2 separate regions of the Homo sapiens genome follow, and region 2 is linked to region 1. A link is a loop called in an ENCODE intact Hi-C map of the cell type or tissue named here. Cell type or tissue: gastrocnemius medialis. All regions are shown on one strand. Links, peaks and the distances in the headings refer to the core of each region. The heading gives the core; the rest is flanking DNA.

Region 1 (10,532 bases), core at 908-8,907:
TTTCTTTGAGTTATTGTTAATTTTTACTGCTAGGTAAAGAAGTATAATGTGGCTAGTTATGTAGTTCTTAGAGTAAAGCTCTAGAAATAACTACTCTGCTTTTTTGCCTGTTTGTATAACTTCAATAAGCTACTTTTTGGTCAAGATGAAGAGGTCCTGCTAAGAAAGAAGACACATGACCAACAGGAGGAAGGAGGAAGGCACTCTGAGTTCTGCTGGTAGGTTGGCCCGACTCACTCCTCAATTGGGATCGCTCAGGTGCATTAATGAGCACCCCATACAGAATCCTGCTTTATTTGAAACTGCCTTCAGGGTCCCCAGTTAAGACCTGTTAAGATTTCGGACATGTCCTACTTTATCTAAATAAATAGAATTGCACAATTACTACAAAAGCACTCCTCCCCGGCACCATCAGCCATCCCTCAGACATTTTGCGTTTATGAATAAAAGGTTTGGGGAGTGGTTTTAGGGATTTCTTACACACCTTGTCGTGTGACTGAGGCTTATCACCAAGCCTTCAGGTGCTTCTCTTGATGGTCACTTGGTAGAGACTTCAAAACGGATAATGAAAGGTTAATGAGCACTTGCTCTGTGCAAGGCACAGTGCTCAGCATCGCAAGATAATAGAAAGAAGAAAGGCTCCTGCCTGCCTTCAACACATTTTGACTAGGAAGCCGGGACACAAAACAGATAAAATTGAACAATGAAATAAGTGTTTTGTAGGAATGCAATACCACAGTCCCAGAGATGCCACATAGCAGCTTGTGATTACTAATTGGCTTTGCTCAATATAATTAACCTTTTCTAGAAAAATAGATGCATCCATTGTTTTACGTAACCTTATTCATCATCTCCCAAAGACAGATGTAGATTTTATTTCTGATGGTGAATACCTCATGATTTGTTTTTCAGCTAAAACATAGAAACAAAGATACTGTTGTCAGTTTATTTATCCAAACTAACAGTTGGTGAAACTAGATTAGATATTTTTATGGCCTAGGAAAAGTTCTGCATCACTGAGTCACTGAGCCACATAGACTCCACCGCTATATCTCTTAAGAAGTCAAAGAAGAAACATGTGGTGGTTAAAAAAAAAAAAATTCTGCAGTCAGATGGGACTAGGCTCACATCTAAGACCTGTCTTGACCAACTGTGTGACCTTGGCCAATTTCCTTAATCTCTCTAATGTTGTTTACTCACTGGTAAAGCAGACACAATAATATTTCTCCCACAGAGATTTTGAAGATAAATGATTTAATGTACATAACACATGTAGCACAGCATGTGAAAGCAGGAGGTACCCATAAGTGGTAGCTTCTACACTGATGTAACATACACATCTGAATCACCTCTTATCAGGTCATTCTGAATCTTCATGTGGGATGACCAGGAATTGAGACATATGCTGAGGCCCAGGGTAAGTTATTCTGGGCACTATCTTGACGAGAGGTGATACAGTTTTAAGTGCCATGTGTATAATAATAGCAATTTAAGATGTTAATGACCTCAAATTTTTTCAAATCTAGAATTTATTTTTATTAATTGGCAATTGGTAATTCATAATTGGTAAATACATCTTTAATGCATTTTCTTTACAAATGAAATTAACGGTATCTTTTAAGGTGAAAACTATAATATGGTCGGTATTGCTGATAACAGTATTTGAATAAAAACTTGGTTTGATCATAGAAAAACTTGTGTGTATCATCACAGGGAGGTAATACAAAAGCATTTAGAAAAAGCAGTGATTTAACCTCCTGGTTGTCAGGGTCAAAGACATTTATATTGTGCTACATAGACAACCTTGTAAAAGAAAATTGTTAGGATAGTGCTATAGGATAAATTGTTGCTTCCCCAAATTTATATGCTGAAGTTTTAACCTCCAGTATCCCAGAATGTGACTGTATTTGGAGATGGGGTCTTTAAAGAGGGAAGTAAGATTAAATAAGGTCACGTGGGTGGGCTCTAATTCAATGTGACTGTTGTCCTCAAAATAAAAGGAAATTAAGACAGACACATATAGACGGAAGACCATGTGAAGACACAGGGAGAAGAAAACCATCTACAAGCCAAGGAAGGAGGCCTCAGAAATAAGCTACACTGCCGAACTTCTAAGCCTCCAGAAGTGAGAAAGTAAATTTTTGTTGTTTAAGCCGCCAAGTAGGTGGTACTTTATTAATGGCAGTCCTAGCAAACTAATGCAGACACCAAGGGAGTCCCAAGGAATTGGAAACTTCTAACTTGGGGCCAGGGTCATTCTATTTAGATCCGGCTACTCTTTTTCTCAAAGGAAAAAGAATGAAGAGGAAACTGGGTGTTTATTTTCTGAACCAGTTACTTTCATTTTTTGCTGAGCCACACCCAAAATGTGATATTAAATATAGAAGTCTGAGAAAAGAGTACAAACTGAATTTTAATAGAAGTCATTTACATATGTGAAAAATCAGCTTAACTAGCTGGGGGAAAGATAAAGTTGGCCATTAAAATAAAGTTGGAACTGATGGCATTCAAATTTTGAATTGTAAACAACCGTATCAAATGTGATTAATTTCTTGAGGTGACTAGCTAGGAAAATCTGAAATTAAACTTCAACACTTATTAACGGGGATTGGTTTGGTCAAGTTACTCTATCTCTTTTTACCTCTGTTTTCCTGTTTGTAAAAAGGGGATGCTTCATGTGGTTGTTGTAATGATTAAATGAGGTAATAATGGATTATTGTATAAAGGTACAATAAACATTAGCTGTTTTATTATTGATGGTAATGTGAAAACATTAAATTGTTTAGACAGTAGCTTGCTGATAAGGAAGAAATACATGGTTTTTCTTGCAGGCAAACTCTGTGGAAAAACTCACATTCACCTTGCAGTGGTTTATACAACGGGTAACAAATGCCGTGGTTGTGATGTGACCTTCTTTTGTAATTACTGTAATGGCTGATATGGTGGTTCTATATTCTCAAGCATCATAACGACAAATAAGCTTACAATGAAATATCCTCATTGCTTACAAGATTGTTAATTAAGGAGATGGTGATACTTGGGTCAGGGTGGGCTGTGTTTAATTGCAGTGTTCTTTATGTGTTCTTTTGAACTGTGAGTGGTTTTCTCTCCTAGGTACCTGTGTATTGTATGTTACAGGAAGTGGGGTATAGTTAGTGACTTATTTTTAGATCTTATTTAACTCTTAGCTCTGCCCTTGTCTGTTATTGCACTTCTAGACACCATAGCTTCCTTGGTTACCATTGCTTCACTAACTCTCTTTACATTTTGTGGTAAACCAATTGATCTTTGAGGCAGAAAAAAAAAACATGCAAAGCTAATGGCTGAGAAATAGATTTCTTTCAAAAACTTTAAAGAAGAGCAGTGACTCAGACCTCAGTGAGCACAACGTTACCCAGGAGCTCTTAAAATAGGAATGTTCTCTCCTCTTGAAGCTGTGGGGATTAGTGCTGTGGGCTTGGGAGTTCCTGAGATGAGGGCCTCTTGGACTTCCCCAGGGCACAGCGTGGGCCCCTGCACTTTCCTGGAGGAGGGTGGGGCTCCTCAGTCCCCATGGACACCCTTCCTGCCACCTGCCGTAGCTGAGCTCCCAGAAGGGAGAGTAGGACAGATTCTGGGGGAGGAGGAGGGAAGAAAGCAGGGTTCCCAAGCAACAAAGCACCATGAAGCCCATGACTGTGCCGTTCCATGTAAGCCCAGGGAAATTTACTTTAGTAGGGAAAAGCTTCCTCTCCTTAGCTCCAGGGTGGTACACAGTCACTCTTCATAAGCCCATCAAATTTTTTTCTGAGGCAGATCCTCCTGGAATGCTATTTTACTTTCTCCAGAAAATTGTTAGAAGTACTAATGGAGTCTAAAATCATAATTTTTTTTTCTTGCTTTCTCTTTCCAGATTGGAAGGCCTTATAAATAAGAGCTCCTTTGGTAGAAATGTTCATGGAGACTTTTGGGCTAATTCCAAACCAGGGTGAAAGTAAGACACATTCTTTCTGAGAGTGCTGACCAGTGGCATATTCATGTTTGAATGGAAATAAACTGAAACATGTTCACTTCATGGGGAAGAGAAACCTGGAAAGCAGGAATGCTAAAGGGGAACTGGGGTGATGGTGGACAGGTAAGGTGAAGCCAGACTGCAATGAGAGAAGGCAGCATGAAAGGCCAGACCTATTTTGGGACCATACCCTGAGTCACAGAGTAACAGAAAGCAGAGGTGACAGCTGGTCTCTCAGTTTCTCAGTGAGCAAGCATCTGGAATATCACTCTGATTTTGTAAAGCTTGAGTTAGGGGCATAGAATCTTAAGGAATTTGGAGAAGGACAAGGAGAGGGGGTAGTCGAAGGGGAGGGGGACTCAGGGAGTCAGATTAGAGGAAAGATTAAAGGATCTAAATATGGATGGCTAATGGGGCTGGCAAGAGTCTACTAGTTCCTGACACCCTACAAAAAAAGACTTATTTATAATAGGAGGTAGTATAATTAGAAGGTAAGAGATGGGAACTGAAAGACTGGATAGCATAAGAAAATGCTCTGGCCAATTGTGTTAGCTTACACAACAGGACTGCCACTTCTCAGGGGTATCTGGTGTGTGTGTGTGTGTGTGTGTGTGTACCCAATTACTTGAGATATTTGAAAAAAGATTTTCAGTAAAATGGCACTGTAAATTTCTCTGGGACAGAGACTGTCATAGCACAAAGTGACCTAATCTATAGGGCCCTAAGAATAGGGCCTATGTGAATATTTTATAATTTCATTTTATAAATTCATTACTTGATCAAAATAAATTATATGTGGTCACCTAACCTCTAAACTTGGCAGCAAGTGTCTGCATGCAGCCCGAATTTTGGTTTATAAAAAACAGAGACTTAGTAAATTAACCTCAAATACTCCTCTAAAATATAAACTTCTTTCAAAAGATTTTGATGTGATTCTTGCAGTCCATTCTGTGATGAGCAAAGGAACTCTACCAGAGCTTAGGGAAGTAGAGGCTTAGACCTCATGTACAGGAAGTATAGCCCTCCCATGGGGGGATGCATGGAGGCCCAGAGAGAAAGAAGGCACGACCATACTCTACTAAATAACTCGTTAATAACTTTGATAAGTGAATCCTGCAGGATACTATGGCATACATGACTCCTCTTATAGGTTATTTGGGATCTGGTTAAATGGTTAGAAATCCATGGAAAAAGGTACATTGTTCATATAGACATAGATTTTGATTCAGACTGAAACAAGCCTTCTTTTTATTAATTCCAGTTTTTTAAAAAAGTTTGCTGCTAGGTTTGGAGGACAGCTGGAAAAAGCCCTTGGACTTGGATCCATGCAAGCCTTCTCAGACATCAGGGGCCTATGAAGGGCCAGACATTTTTGCTGTCTATTTTTACTTATAAATTAGTCCTACCTCCCAGGTGCTGGAAAGCTAATCCAGGCTGACAGATTTCCTTGCTTGGCTGCCTTGGCTCTCAATGGCCTGTGTCACTGCTATTAATAGTCAACTCTATATTCTTAAAGAGCTATCCTGTCTGTTCTGCCAGTCCTGGGGCAAGCCGTGCTAAGATCAAGCTGGGGTTAGGCTGGAGGAAGACAGAGGCAATTAAGAAGTGGGGACGGGGAGGCACCAAAAGAAGAAAAGCCAAGAATTTCTTGAGGGAAATTAACCTTAAGCTGACTTTGAGACTTTCTTTGATACATTCTTTAACGATTGGTTTTCAAATCTCCATAATATAAGAATTAAAGAGCTCAGCAGGACCCATGGGTAGGCAGAAAGCAAGTCTGATTTACCAGATTAGCTGGCCTCTATGAGAAGAGGACTCAAGAGATAATCTAGTTGAGTGAACTTCTCTTCTGGCTCCCTTTTCCTTAAACAAATGTAAAAATAGTCCATTTAAAACAGAGTAATATGTATCTTTTTGCTAGTCTCTTCTTTTGGTTTTCAAAGATTGTTGCATAATTTGGAGCAATTCCAGTCAATCTTGGTGCCTTTGTGTATTGCTATTTATCCTACTGTGGCAGCTCTCAAGCAAAGACTGTACAGTGTGCCCAAACACTTCAGAAATAAAACGTTTGTTATTGGGATTCTGGGGAAATAGAATTTTTGCTTAATTCCTAGTTAAATATAAAACCCCTTTTGCTTTGACTCTTGATGTTGAAACCCTTTCTAAAATGTCTACATTAGCTTTTCGTCTCGGCACAGTACGTGATCATGATCTAATCTTGCTCTGATGATTCAGCGTCTTTTAGCCCCTCAGTTCTAACAGTGTTTTATTGTAGGGGTAAAGGGTACAGAAGGTTGTAATGGGTCTAGGCTTTGGCTGAGAAGTTTCCTTTATCTAATTGTGTCTGAATCCTGAGACAGACTGGAGTTCTTGGTTCGGTTCAAGATATCTGCAGACTCCAGCCCCAAATACTGCTACTTTTATAGCAGGTCCAGAATGAATCCTTTGCTTCCATATTATCTAATTGTAAGAGAGTTATAAAGTCCTGATGATGAAGATTGGTAGAAGAGCTGTGTTAACAAACCAGACAAAATCCTTACAGAACGATTCTCCTGGGGAATGACTGGGTACTGCCTCACTTTCAGGCCTGAGGCCATGTGCTCCTAAGCTTCTGCCTTGACATGCAAGAAACCTATATGGGCCCATGAAGCACATGGAGACTCCTAGTTCCTTCCCAATACAGCTGATGAAGTGTAAATGTATTCATTTATGTGGGGTAGAGGAGTCACGCTGCAGTCTGTCTTGGTGCTCTGTTTGAGTTCAAGGAAAAGTACCAGGTTGGAAGACATAAATAGCCCATCCAAAGACAATTTTAAAAAATCTCCTCTCTTCTCAACCTTTCCATCCTAGCTGCCAGAGTGATGGCAATGTGAATCACATGGGAAGGACGAGAAAATGGTAGTAGGTCAGGATTCCTATTTGTCTTGGCTTCTTTTGCTTGTTGTGACAACTAGGCGAGAACCCACTGCATTAAACTTCTGCACAACTTCTTTTAGCTACAGGATTTACCACATTTATGAAGTAAATGGACAAATTAGTTAGAGCTGGGTCAAGGACATGAAGATTCAGCAAAGGGAGCCCTGTGGTTCCTTGCTTGTTATGAATGATGTATAGAATGAGGTAATGCAACCAAAATTAAGTGAGAGCTGCAGAGTCACTTTCCACACAGCTGGGAGTGGAGCTTTTTGATGACTGCATGATTTTTAAAAATGTCCTGGAGCACCATAAGGCCTGAATCCTGCAATCACATTATCTTGCAGTCGTATGTCACAGATATATCTGGCCTTCAAGGAAAGAAGGCCTTTTCCAGGGGGAATGCTGCAGATATTTTGACATTGGGAGATTGGGAGCCTTTCCTGCAATATTTGCTCCCTCTTTATTGTCATCTTAGCCTTCTAGCCTAGAGAATCAGCACAATTACAATAGGAAACTTGGGGGATGGAGAAGGTGTGGTTAGAGAGGATAGGAAATGAAAAACTGAAATGGGGCAGTATGTCCAGAAGGAACTAATGAGCAAAAGCAGGATTTACAAAAAGAGCAAGCTCCCTGGTCTACTTAGAAACAGGACTTTTACCTGCCTTAAGCAGTCCTTTACTTGAGGCTGTTTTCTTGATGTTTACCATGGGCCCTCTTTTCTGGCTCATGGACTTCCCTTCTGAGAAGGAGATTCAGGGAGACATTGGTTAGATCCTAGTCCTGGCTGTGCAGCATCTTAACACTGAGGGAAAATCTGCCACAAAAGTGGTTTTCAGGAGTGATGTATTATCAGTGGCCAAGAAACATTGATTCTCTGATTCCCTCTATTTTCCTCCTCTCTTTTTTCTTTCTCTGTTGACTTTCCTCTTTAATATGCTAGTAGATGTCAACCTTGAAGCTGATAAAACATTTTGCTTTTAAAGTAGGCTGTGTGTCTGCTCTTTCTGGAAACTCTGCCTTGGCCAGTTAGTTCCTGTGTCCCCATTCAAATCTCATCTCAAATTGCAATCCCCATAATCCCCATATGTTAAGGGCAGGATCTTGTGGGAGGTGAGTGGATCATGGGGACAGTTTCCCCCATGCTGTTCTCATGATAGTGAGTTCTCACGAGGTCTGATGGTTTTATAAGCACTAACATTTTCCCTGCTTGCAATTCTCTCTCCTGCCGCCATGTGAAGAAGGTTCTTGCTTCCCCTTTGCCTTCCACCATGATTGTAAGTTTCCTGAAGCCTCCCCAGCCATGCTGAACTGTGTGTGAGTCAATTAAACCTCTTTCCTTTATAAATTATCGAGTTTCAGGTATTTATTTACAGCAGTGTGAAAATACACTAATACGGTTCCCTTTGGTGGAAAACATTCTGAGGATTACTAGAGGGAAAAAAAAACCCCACCCAACCTGCTATTTAGGGACTTATTTTGACTGCACCTGAGGATGGGGAAAGGGGTAAGAAAGAGGATAATTTATCCACTATGAGTAAAAATGGAAAAAGATTCCTATGATCCACTTATTTTCTATGTATTAGCGAGATACTGCTGGAAAGACAAGAAAAAAGATCTGCTATGGACCTGTGTCTGTTTGACATTTGATTTTATTGTGCCTACATTATTGGGAAGCTCTCAAGATGAGATATCTTTATAAAAAGAGCTATTTCCAAGGTGCTTGGAAGAAACAAACATAAAACTGATATGGTGGGATAAACCCTTAATTTGGGTCTCATAGGATTCTCACAGATAAATAGCTGCTGAACATGAGCTCATGATATTCCATTGCAAAATACATAAGAAATCTATCTTTACCAGATATTAAAAAGCAATTTAGAATTAGATAGTTGTCAATAATTTAAGATATTAGAGCCATTGTGTAGAAGCTATTACAATAATGTTTTAAATGATTAAAGATATATAACTGGGAATTTAAAATATGAGAAAAAACACCAAGCAATTATAAAAAAAAAAGAAGACAAATTTGAAAATAACTAAAACATCATAGAACTTCTAAAGTAGAATGTAATTGGATGAAATTGAGATGAGAGGTAGTAAACTGAAAAGTAGATCTAAAAGAATTATCCAGAAACTATCATTGAGAGATAAAAAATGGAGAATATGTAAGATGGGTAAAAATCATTGTAGGATAGAATTGAAAGGCTTATTTATGTTAATCATAAAGGAAAGAATCATGAAGGAAAGAGTAAAGAGAGTAGGTGAAAGGTAATACTTGAAGAGAAAATGATTAAAAATTTTCCAGAATTAGGGTAGACCTATGTCCTCATATTCAGAAAGTACAACAAATCCCAAGTAGATTAAATAAAAAAAAATACAATAGACTTTCTGAAAGGAAATTTCAGAACTCAAAAGACAGAGAGGAAATCTCAGAAACAATAAAAAAGGAACAGTATATTACTTATAAGCACTGACAACAAACATTTCAATAACAAAAAGAATATTTTTAAAATGCCAAGATACAATTTTGTTTATTTTACCTTCACTCTTAAATGATAATTTGGCTGAATACAGAATTTTGCATTAACGTGTTAAATCCAGAAATTTGGAGTGAGGTACAAGTGGGAATGATGAACAAATAAATTAGTAAGCATGGGATAAATTTAAGTTAGAATTGACTCTATAAAATAAGAATTTCAACAATGGCATGATTTAGAGGTAAAAAGATAAGGAATAATTAAAAACTGTACAAAAGTAATATGCAAAACAGGCACTGGTTGGATTTAAAGTATTCTGTGTTCTTGTATTGTTTTGGAGGAAGATAGAGATATTGATTAACTTTAGACTTAGTTAAGTATGCATATTAAGACTTTAAGGATAAACACTAAAAGAATAGAAATTAAATGTGTAGCAGAGAAAGACAAAGAGTAAAGAAAACTCTTAACTCTTCTAATAAAAGACTAAATGCCCACAAGAGAAAGCAGGAAAGATCCAAAATTGACACCCTAACATCACAATTAAAAGAACTAGAAAAGCAAGAGCAAACACATTCAAAAGCTAGCAGAAGTCAAGAAATAACTAAAATCAGAGCAGAACTGAAGGAAATAGAGACCAAAAAAACCCTTCAAAAAGTTAATGAATCCAGGAGCTGGATTTTTGAAAGGATCAACAAAATTGATAGACCGCTAGCAAGACTAATAAAGAAAAAAAGAGAGAAGAATCAAATAGACGCAATAAAAAATGGTAAACGGGATATCACCACCGATCCCACAGAAATACAAACTACCATCAGAGAATACTACAAACACCTCTACGCAAATAAACTAGAAAATCTAGAAGAAATGGATAAATTCCTCGACACATACAGTCTCCCAAGACTAAACCAGGAAGAAGTTGAATCTCTGAATAGACCAATAACAGGATCTGAAATTGTGGCAATAATCAATAGCTTACCAACAAAAAAGAGTCCAGGACCAGATGGATTCACAGCCGAATTCTACCAGAGGTACAAGGAGGAACTGGTACCATTCCTTCTGAAACTATTCCAATCAATAGAAAAAGAGGGAATCCTCCCTAACTCATTTTATGAGGCAAGCATCATCCTGATACCAAAGCCTGGCAGAGA
Region 2 (10,532 bases), core at 1,338-9,337, 62 kb before region 1:
GATCAGCTGTGTCACTGCTGCCTGGCTTGTTTCTTTGCTTGCTGTCATTTAAACTCATAAGGAACTAGAGTTAGAAAAGATCTGAGGGAGCATGGAATCCAGTGGCTTCCAAAATATTCTCCTTGGAGAGGGATACTGTCCCCTGGAGGTGCCCCAGGGGTTCCTGAGAGGGGACTTAGGGTCAGGATCTACAGTGGGGGGTATGGGGCAGTCAAAGCTCTGGGTACTCCATTTGCCTTAATCAGAAAGGCTACATTTTTATCTTGCTTCTATTATTGGATTTTTGTGTAATATGATATTTAAAAAGGGCCTCTGCTGCCTAAAAAAATGTTAAAAAAAAAACCCCACCAGTTTAGTCCAATTCCCTCTTTTATATGTCAGGAAGCTGATCCAGAGTAGAAAGTTGATTTATCCAAGGTCATCTAGATATTTAAATGATAAGGGAAGGATATAAACTCTACAGACCACCAGGTCAGGGCCTCTTCTCTGGTAGAACATGAACCTAGTAGGAGCTGTAAATGAAGCTTAGAGCCCCTCATAAACCACTCGTATGAAGGAGAGGCCTAGCTCTCTAGTTTAAATTCAAACCAAACCTTTGTTGAAATTTCTTCGCTCCTTAAAAAAATGATTTTCACTTTTGCACTGAACCCATCTGGGAATAAATGTGTTGAAAGACTCTCAGAAAAGCTGTTCTCACCATACATATTTCTTTCCATCTAGAAATTCCAGAAGGACTTGCCATATAGTGCATCTCCGGAGAAAACTGTCAACATATATTTTCTGACTATATTCAGCTGACTTGATCCCTCTTCCCTCCAGAGAACTTGGAGAAGACTGAGAAGCACTTAGGCCTGTTCCAGAACTTCAAATCTATTTGAGGCATTGAAGTCACTAAAATGGAGGGATTCTTTGTTTGGTATTTTATTCCTAAAATCACCATTACTAAGATTGTTTGATCTGATAAATGAAGCATATCTACTGCCCTATAGGACCGCAAGACCAGGGCATTTACAAATTATGGCGTGGAGAGTACATGCCAAAAAGTACATAGAGAACAAAGACACAAAAGGCAACAATGTACGTAGAAAATGTAGACACAAAGGACTGCATATATTTCTAAGTCCAAACAAATGCATCTGAGAAATGATTGGAAATGAGACATGACAAAAATTCTAGAGAATAGAAGTTTCCATCTAGAGGTTCTGTTGATGCCTGTTCCCTCTGCATAGTAGCCTTTGTCGAGGGCAAAATTTTCATAACACCTGGTTCAGATTTTCCTTTGCTTTCCTTCAGTCTCTCCTAGTTAAGCCAGTTGAACCACCTTTAGAACAAAAAGCTGGCCAGGTGCGGTGGCTCACACCTGTAATCCCAGCACTTTGGGAGGCCGAGGCGGGTGGATCACAAGGTCAAGAGATCGAGATCATCCTGGCCAACATGGTGAAACCCTGTCTCTACTAAAAATACTAAAATTAGCCAGGTGTGGTGGCGTGCACCTGTAGTCCAAGCTACTCAGGAGGCTGAGGCAGGAGAATCACTTGAACCCAGGAGGTGGATGTTGCAGTGAGCCAAGATCGTGCCACTGCACTCCAGCCTGGCAACAGAGTGAGACTCCGTCTGAAAAAAAAAAAAAAAAAAAGTCCCTCCTTGTGGTGTTTAGTTACACCCTCAAATGCTTATAGGTATTTATATCCCCCTTCAGGCATCATTTGGCATATTCTACACATTTAATTCTTCTACTTTTCCCTCAGAAATGAATATTTTTGGCCCTTTGATCCTCCCTTTCCTATTCGGGGACACATGGAACCAAGCCATTGATGAGCTCAAGGCTCCTTCTCTCCAAATGATAGGGGGAGAGCAGGTACTCTGTACGGTGCTTGTCCCAGTACCCGTTCACAGATTTTCTTATGACAAGACACAGAGGAAGCTGTGGTTTTGAAAGTTATTTGCATGGAGTAATGAGATATTTGCATTGGGAAGCAAGGAGTGAAAGAAATTTGTATCAAAGGCTTGGCTTCTCACATGGAGTCTTCTGGAATTTCCTTGCCCTGGAATCCCACCCTCTTCCAAATAGGACAGGATAAATAGATCTGGCATATCACACTGCCATGCTCGGTGACCCTGGCTGCTTTCATTTGATAACTTAGATCTTGGAAGTATGGTGGGATTTGGTTTTGGTCACTGCTCGGAAACTGGCTTGATCTTCCTCCTTCACAGGAGCATCAGGAGGCCTAGGGAATCCATCCTGGGGAAGGGCGTTCAAGGTCCACTGTGATGATTCTGCTTTGGATCTGGTCTTTCAAATGTATGTGTTTGCTTGAACAACCATACTTCTCTCTCATTGCTGTGGCTGTATTAACTGTGTTTCCAGAAGTATGCTGTATTAGTCCGTTTTCACGCTGCTGATAAAGACATACCTGAAACTGGGTAATTTACAAAGAAAAAGAGGTTTAATGGACTCACAGCTCCACGTGGCTGGGGAGGCCTCATAATCATGGTGGAAGGCGAAAGGCACATCTTACATGGCAGCAGACAAGAGAGAATGAGAGCCAAGCAAAAGGGTTTTCCCCTTATAAAACCATCATATCTCATGAGACTTATTCACTACCACGAAAACAGTATGGGGGAAACTGCCCCCGTGATTCAATTATCTCCCACTGGGTCCCTCCCACAATATGCAGGCATTATGGGAGCTATAATCCAAGATAAGATTTGGGTGGGGACACAGCCAAACCATATCACATGCTGTCTTTTATGGGGAGTAGTGGAGCACAGATACTGGGTCTGTAATTCAGGAACCTGTGCTGGAGCATTAGGATAGATTATAAATGCAGTTTTACCACCTAATTACATGGAGGATTTTACCACGTTAGAAGTCCTGAAGTGTACAGGCAAGTGATGCTCATCGCTGGAATAGCAGTGGGCACTTTACCTGGGTCTCTGGGCGAGATACTGAGATCAGCACATGGAGAAAGCACTCAGTGTGCTGATTAGATAAATGAGTGGGACAATATTTCCTTTCCCTTCTATTGTCAAATGTTGTTATCAAGCAAAGACTGGACTAAGGTTAAGGGGAAGAATTCAGAGTAGAAGAAAGAATGATATGAAAGACAGAAGCAAAGAAATAGACTCAGGAATCAGAATCTCTTATCAGCCAGATATAGAACCCAAATACCTTTTAACTCTAGAGATTTCTTTCTTATGGGATGTTGCCTGTATATTTTTCTTGTCTACTTTTTAGGGATTGACTTGAGGCCAGGGCCCTTGAAGGACAATATGGAGAAGTCCTGGGCCATGGTGGGCTTTTCCGCTAGCCGGGATGTCTAATATGAGGAAAGGTCTATTTAGCCAACATAGCCTTGGTTTCCTCACTGTATTCATTCATTCCATAAATTTGTGTGCAATGTGTGTAAATATACTTTCTATCACTGTTGTGTAGCTAATATACCTATCTCTTCCCTTTAGTTCTAGTCACAGCTTCTCCCTTTTACTCTTTTCAGCATTCATTCACTTACTCATTCTTTTACCATCTATTCCATCATTCAACAAATATTTACTAGACTTTTAATATATGCATGGAGTATATTCTAACAGAGAAAGTGTGCACCATAGGCCAGTCTCTATGCCCTTCAAACTCCAGAGAACACAGGCCAAGCTCTCACATGGTTCCCTTCAAGCCTCTTCTGTTGGGATAGGTGGGTGTTGGAAATGCACAGGGCACTGATAACTCTCTCCAAAGAAATCCTCTCTCCTGACCCCCCAACTTGAGCTTTTTTTTTAATGGACTAGAGGTAGGTTTAGGGCCCTATCCACATCCCCACTTACTTGTAAGTTTTGCAAGGATGGTCCAGCATTTTTAAAACTATGGCTTTATTTCTTTGAGGTCCTCTACTAAAAGTCTGAGGCCATCGGAAGAAAGGAAGATTTACATTTAAATCTGACTATAATTATATGCACTGCTATGTGAGTATATGGTGCTAGAGAGGTCAGAGGTAGCTCTAGGAGAGATAGATAGATAGATAGATAGATAGATGATAGATAGATAGATAGATAGACAGATAGATAGAGACAGACACAGAGACGTGTGGGGGGAGGAGAAAGGAGGGAGAGAGGATGAATGAGGACAAGAGGGCAAAGGTGAGAGTCTCAGTCACAAGTGCAACCAAATCTGAAATAAAACCAGATGTTCTTTGATCACCCCTTGGCTATCTTTTCTCTACATTCTTTTTCTTGCCTTTTTCCTTGTCTTCTTCCATCTGGGTCAAGTAAATCCTACCTCTCCCAGTCCATGTATGTTTCGTTGACCGTCTCGCCAGGGTCTTCCATGTGACTTTCAGGGCACGAGCTCCTCTTCTGCAGACCCTCCAGGCCTGTGCTCCCCAGGACAGCGGGCACAGCGGGAGGCTGTGCACGCCAGGCCGCAATGCTTACCCTGTGCCCTGTAGCTTCTCAGGTGAATTAGTTACTATTTCTGACTCTCTGTGTTCTCATCCATAATGATGGTGGTGATAGAAAGGCCTACTGCATATGGTAGCTAGGAGAATTAAATAAAGTGCAAGTGAGAGCATGTGGTAAATCTCTATAGTTTTTTTTTTAATTCTACTCTATCGTTTCCAACATAATTTGTGTGCACTGCTGTGTATTTACCTCATTAGGTAGGGGTGGGTAAGTGATCATTATTCCTAAAGTATAATTTCCCTTCATCTCCTCAAAGCATAATTCCCTCTTTCTCTGCCTTAGAGCTTGAATGCATTCATGCATGCAGGTCCTTCGGCTGTACATCCATAAGTTCCTCGAGGTGCTGGGGCTCTGCCTTCACTCTGTTTTGTTGAGTTCCTTGACATTGTTGAGACACCCACCCGTTCCAAAAAATCTCATTAATTATCTGTGCATACATGATGGAGGATTGCTCTGAAGCCACTGTGGGACACTCACTGCAGTGAAGACCAGGGGCTGGAGGGCCTCTGTGCTAATAATTTGCTTCCCCAGACCATGTGGATTTGATTTTTGTCTTCAGGCCTCTTCTGCTGTCAGGAGGATGTACATAAACAAACAGAAAAAGGGCATGTGAGAAGGTGCCAATGAGGGACACAGAAGAAGGTGCCAGCACTGGCATCACAAAGTCAAGGCTCTTCATTGGCACTGAAGAAGAATCAAAACACAGCCATCAGTCTTTTCAGGGCCCCAGCTGCTTTGGATCAGAAAAACTGTCAGTGTGTGCAATGGGTAATGGAAACTCTTCCACACTTGCTTGCTAGAAGAGGCACTTTGCCGTGCTATATCTTAATAGACATTATTATCAGCTCTACTCTGATTCTGGATATGTGAGAAAATCAACAGCCAAGATCAGGGCCGACTGAATATGGCCTATGAGATGAGATTAATGCCTTACTGTAGGACTATTTTAGTGTTTTAGCAGAAAACGTCTGGTGACTATTACTGATGACAGGCAAGCTACATATGGTGAAGATTATTTAGCCATGTATTTTTTTTTCCCACTTTGAGTTGATTTCTTCACTCAGGCTAGGGTCTGTGCTGTATTCTTGGGTGCCCTCTCAGTGCCTAGCATGGTACCCAATTTGTTGTAGTGGCTCAATAAATATTTCTGGAATTAAGAAAAGAAGTGCTGATATTATTAATTGAATAAGGTGAGGAAAGGCTTAAAAATTCGGAATGTTAAACTTTTTTTCTTTTGCATTAGATTCATGCTGTTGGGCAAATTTTACCAAAGTTTCTCCTGTCCCGGGGCCTGGAAAAGCGATGAAATTTTATTAGACCAGAAGGAACAGGTATTTTCTCTTTGAAGTGGAATTGGGTAAACAGTGAGCTGAGAGGTGACCTGTCCAAGCAGCCAGCTGGGAGAGAAGGGACATGAAGTGAGATGAAGCCAGGAGTAGAGCATTGTTTTTTATCTGACTGTGGTGCCAAAATGGTCTCAGCAGGGCTGCTTATTTCCACGGGAGTGGCTGGCAAGAGTTTCCCCATCAGCTGCAGCTGGGGGCCTGTGCCAGCTTGGGTGCAGGTAGATGGCGAAAAAAAAGGCAGGTTAAAATGGGGCTGGCAAGCAACAGCCTGGTAGCCAGGACCACTGTGGCCCAGTCTTTTAAAACATCCTTCTCCCCAGTGTTATTTTGGCATGGATTATGGGATAGAGAAAGACAAGACACTGACTAATACAGAAAAACCCTTTTCTTTCCCAAAGTCACAGATTGCAAGGAGTTCAAGAAGCCTCTGATTTATTGGCTCAGAGATGACCCAATCTTGAAGGGAATTAAAGCGAAATAACATGGTTGTCCATTAAAAATATCAAGACCCCAAAGACAGCAAACTAATTAAAAAGTGTGTGGACAAAGGGAGAAAAAATAAAATTTCCAAAAAATTTCAGCCCCCTTCATCCCAACCTCCTATTACCACTCCTCTTTCCAAGGCAATGCACAGATTCCCGCAAAGCTCATCAGCTTAGAGGAGAAGGGAGATTAGTCCCAAGGTCTGAGCCCACCAGGCATCAAATAAAGGGCTGAGAGTACTTGAGTCAATGACCTCACCCTCAGCTTGCCTTCTGCCTGCATCTCCCCAGGCCAGTTTTAATTCCTGTTCCAAAGTACATGTGCCTTTGTGTGTCATATTTCATTACTGAGATCCAAATGCTATCTTTAAAACTTAGGCATATCTATTGAAACCTTGCTCCAGCTAGAGTGAGAAGAAGAAATCTGGGGAATTTGTTTGGTAGCGCTCACTCTTTTCTCACTGCACGGCAAACATTCTAGGAGAATTCTGCCAGGGATTAGGAGATCCTGTAAAGGATTAGGAAGGGCCTTTCTGAGGGAGATGGGGAGAGGGATTTATTGGAAAAGCATAATATCATGAAGACTCAAGGTCTGGAGTCAGACAGGCCTTGGTTCAAATCCCAGCTCTGCCCTTTCCTTAGGATGGGATCGCAGACAAGTTGTCTTCTTGTGGCCTAAATTCCTTCATCTGTAAAATGGGCAATAACAACTACTTTATGGGTTGTTGTGGGAATTAATGCAGGCAAGCATTTAGAACAGTGCCTGGAACATAGTAAGTGTTGGACTTATGCTCTTGGTTTTGTGGTTGTTAAAATAGAATCATAAATGAGAATGTGGCAGGGGAAGGAGGGAGGGATCAGACCCTTTGCAGGTGGTAGCCTGAAGGTAAATTGGGAAGTAACTCAAGAATATCTTTTAAGGGTCTCTCTCTCTCTCCCCATTGTTGGCCACACTTTTATTTTCCTCTCCCAAATGCAAATTCCTCTTGTTCAGGATACCCAGAGGCACACATATGGTACCACCAGAAAGTAATGGCCCTAGGAGTTCTGGCCTGGGCAGGGCAGATTTTTTTTTTTTTCTTTTTGTCATCCTGGAGCAGGGCCTTGGAGATGCCAATTGCATTCTGGAGACAAAAGACATGTATGTTTCTCTTCCTCTTCAGCCTGAGAGGAGAGGCACTGAAGAGAAAGCATCGGTTATTCCATTCTTCACCCGCAGATATGACAGGAGGGCAGAAGCCCAGGGTCACCTTCCCGGACGAGTTAGAAACTACAAACCACCACAGTGAGGATTCTGTGGTCTTTGAGCCTTACCCATCTTGTTAATTGTGTTTCCTCCCATCCTAGTGGTGCTTTGCAGTAAACTTCTAAAAGGAAAACAAATACCATGTGATCATTTTCTGAGGCTACAAGAAAGCAAAAGAGCTGGGGTGAATGCTTCCCTTTACATCTTGGAGAAGGGGCAGAAAAGCCCTTAGAAGCAGGGTAAGCAGTAGAGGACTTTGAGAGAAAATGAAAAGCTGAGACTGAGGCTTTGGGCTTGTTTCAAAGAGTAAAAGAAAAGATGAGAGCTTGCTAGAGGCTGAGACAACATGTGACCCCCCTCCAGACAGGCTTAATCACAAACTTCCACTGCCAAGTGATGCCCTGCCAGAACATTACACCAAAGGTGTTCTACGTCTTAGATCTTACCCTTATAGAGGTACCGAAAGGTCATTACCCTCACTTTGCGGCTGGAGAATCTGAGGCTTAGGGTCAGAAACTGAGTTACTTGACCTAGTCTCAGGCTAGAAAGTGGTAAATCCAGGATTTGTACTCATGAGTGTCTGATGTAACATGTATTATGTGTTTTGCCCTGGTGCTACAGAACTTTCTTCATTTGTTTTCATGAATGCTCCCAACTTTCCCAAAGCTCTTATCTCAGCTAGCAATCCTGAGTGAAGGATAGCTCACAGGCCAATTCTCAGTAGAAAGGTAGAGACTGAAAATTTCCTACTAAGTCACTCCTCTTCCTGCAATTCTAGAAGAGAACCTCAGAGAATGCTAAGAGAGGCAAACCAAGAAAGTGAATCTTGGAAGGTGGGATTTCATTGACGGTGGAAAAGAATGGGTAGAGTAGAGAGTAACATTGGGCAATAATTTATTTCTGGTATTCTTTTAATCACTCAGTGGTGATACCTGTTTATTGTGTCATTTCAAATTCCTGGACTTATTCAAATGTGAGTATTGTTCATTAGTTTCTGAGCCTCTTTTCCAAGTATTTTGGTAAGAAATCTTTACTGCTTCCACTTTGGAGCAAGCTGACAGGAAGGTTTGCTTTCATTTGACCTCCCTAAGCCCCATCCCATAAGTGAGCCCATTAATAGTTTATGTTCTGAGGTTGCTTCCAGTTCTTGAGTTATAGGATTCCTGATGCCTTGCCCTGTCCTCCATGCCATCCACTAACATCAATTACTACCCAGGTATTAGAGTGTGAAAACCAGAAAATATTATAGTTAGAAAATTTTTGCAGGAGCAAAATGATTAGGATTGGGGGTCAGGCAGGTAGGGTTAAAACAAGGTATGGCTAAAACAGGGAGTACCCCTTGTTGCTAGTCAGAAGAATAGAAGCCACTGCAGGTCTTCCAACAGAGAAGATCGAATACGGGGAATTGGTTAAACATGTTTCAGATAGAGCAAAAAGGGAACACTGAGGTAACACAGAGGTAATAATTACATGATGCAGCTACCAACCACAGAGCTGGCTGGGGAACACAGGGAAGAGGTTGGGAAGCTCAGAGGAGGGTCTCACAGAGCTAAGACTCAGACCTCTGAGGGAAGGGCACCACCCAACTGGTGCAGATATCTCAGCAGCCTGGGGGAGAGGTCAATGGGAGTGAGGTGTGATGAGGGTGGTTTTGAAGGGGCAGAAAGAAGTAGAAGACTAAAACCAGTGGTCACTTCCAGGATGAAGGGCCAGTGTTTGGGTGATGCTGACAGGAGTAGGGAGCAAGCAGGAAGGACCACGTGCCTTCTCTGGCTTCTACCTTGCAGTTTCCCTCTGGTGTGCCTCATTGGCAGTCAAATATAGAGTCACCTGGCAAAGGAGAGATGTGGTTTGCAGAGCCTTGGCCTTAGAATCACAGAGTGTAGAAGGCTGAATTTTGGGGCTGAGAGACAATATAAAAACTGGCAGGTAGGGTGAATAATGATGTATGGTTGCCAGTAAATCACTAATTAAAAGGAGCTTCAAACTTGATGTTTGAACAGAATATTAAGAGACTGTCTCTGTGGGAGTGTTTCTTACTTCTGCCTATATGTGGTACTTTCACTATTGTGAATATTGACCCAGTGTGTGCGTGTGTGTGTAAGGATTAGGAAGAGGGCTTGGCCTTTTTTTGCATCTGCAGGAGTCTACGCCATCGTGCTGGGAATAAACACTATTACTCTCCTCTCAGTTGTTAATGAGACTCCAAAATAAATGTTTTCCTTTAGATTACACCTTGTAATTTATGATTCCATCCCAGAAATGAAATTTCAGTGGATTGGGAAACGGGAAAAGAAGCGGGTGTGCTCAAAGAACTTAACAGGGGCCAGAGCTGGAAGGATCTGGAAAAAAGACAAACCTAGTTGCCAGTAAACCTCAGTTAAGCCTCAGGTCTCCAAATCTGAGAAGCAAGCTAATGGCTTATAGTCCTCTCCTCCTGCTTATGTAGTTCCAGGAAGACAAGCAGCTCACAGACCAGAAAGCTTAGTAACTGAACTTGCATAACACCTGGGGACATAAGAGACTATGTGTGGAGAAGTGATGATGGGACCATTTGCAGGTTGAAGTTAGTGCCTGGAAGTTGTTCATCACCTGCTCAGCAAGCAGAACCGCTGGAAACTAAAATGATGGTGATTATGCAAGAGAGGTAAATGGGAGCAGAATAAACACCACGTGAAAGGTGTCCTGATTATTGGATGAATTAGAACCGAGTTGCAACTTCGTGTTCCTTGCCTGGATCCTGTTCAGTTCTCCTTTGTCAAGCATTGGTTAATTTGGAGCCCACCATAAGAAAAGCAAAGTATAAAATTACATGTGCACTGTTTGGTACACTCCCACATGGTCCCAAAATAGATAAGTGCTGATCTCATAGACAACATTGTCTCCTGGTAGCATAGTTCTTTGGTACCACAAATTATCAGTGATAAAGAGAAATCTTAATAGCTCAAAAAGTTTCTAAGGACTTGACTGTTTCTTTCTGCCTGCAGGATCCCTGTTAACAGC

Evidence for each region. Peaks named below come from ENCODE experiments on the same cell type or tissue, not always from the same donor. Only the 100,000 strongest peaks of a DNase experiment are listed, where the experiment ranks them.
Region 2: it touches region 1 in a loop (2.0-fold over the local background); 1 of 110 quality-filtered maps calls a loop at or near these places.

Annotation. Positions count from the first base shown.
Region 1 is chr5:68,704,387-68,714,918 of GRCh38, reverse strand. The region is part of intron 2 of LOC105379013 (a long non-coding RNA gene); the gene reads left to right. Among named protein-coding and RNA genes, the nearest start is that of LINC02198, 320 kb to the left of the region's middle. RefSeq lists an enhancer at 3,066-3,115. In gastrocnemius medialis, for the core only: no CTCF peak of the experiment used is centred there; DNase peaks (open chromatin) are centred at 4,168 and 5,478; H3K27ac peaks cover 2,675 bases.
Region 2 is chr5:68,766,784-68,777,315 of GRCh38, reverse strand. All of the region lies in intron 2 of LOC105379013 (a long non-coding RNA gene), which reads left to right. Among named protein-coding and RNA genes, the nearest start is that of LINC02198, 260 kb to the left of the region's middle. In gastrocnemius medialis, for the core only: no CTCF peak of the experiment used is centred there; a DNase peak (open chromatin) is centred at 5,925; H3K27ac peaks cover 1,991 bases.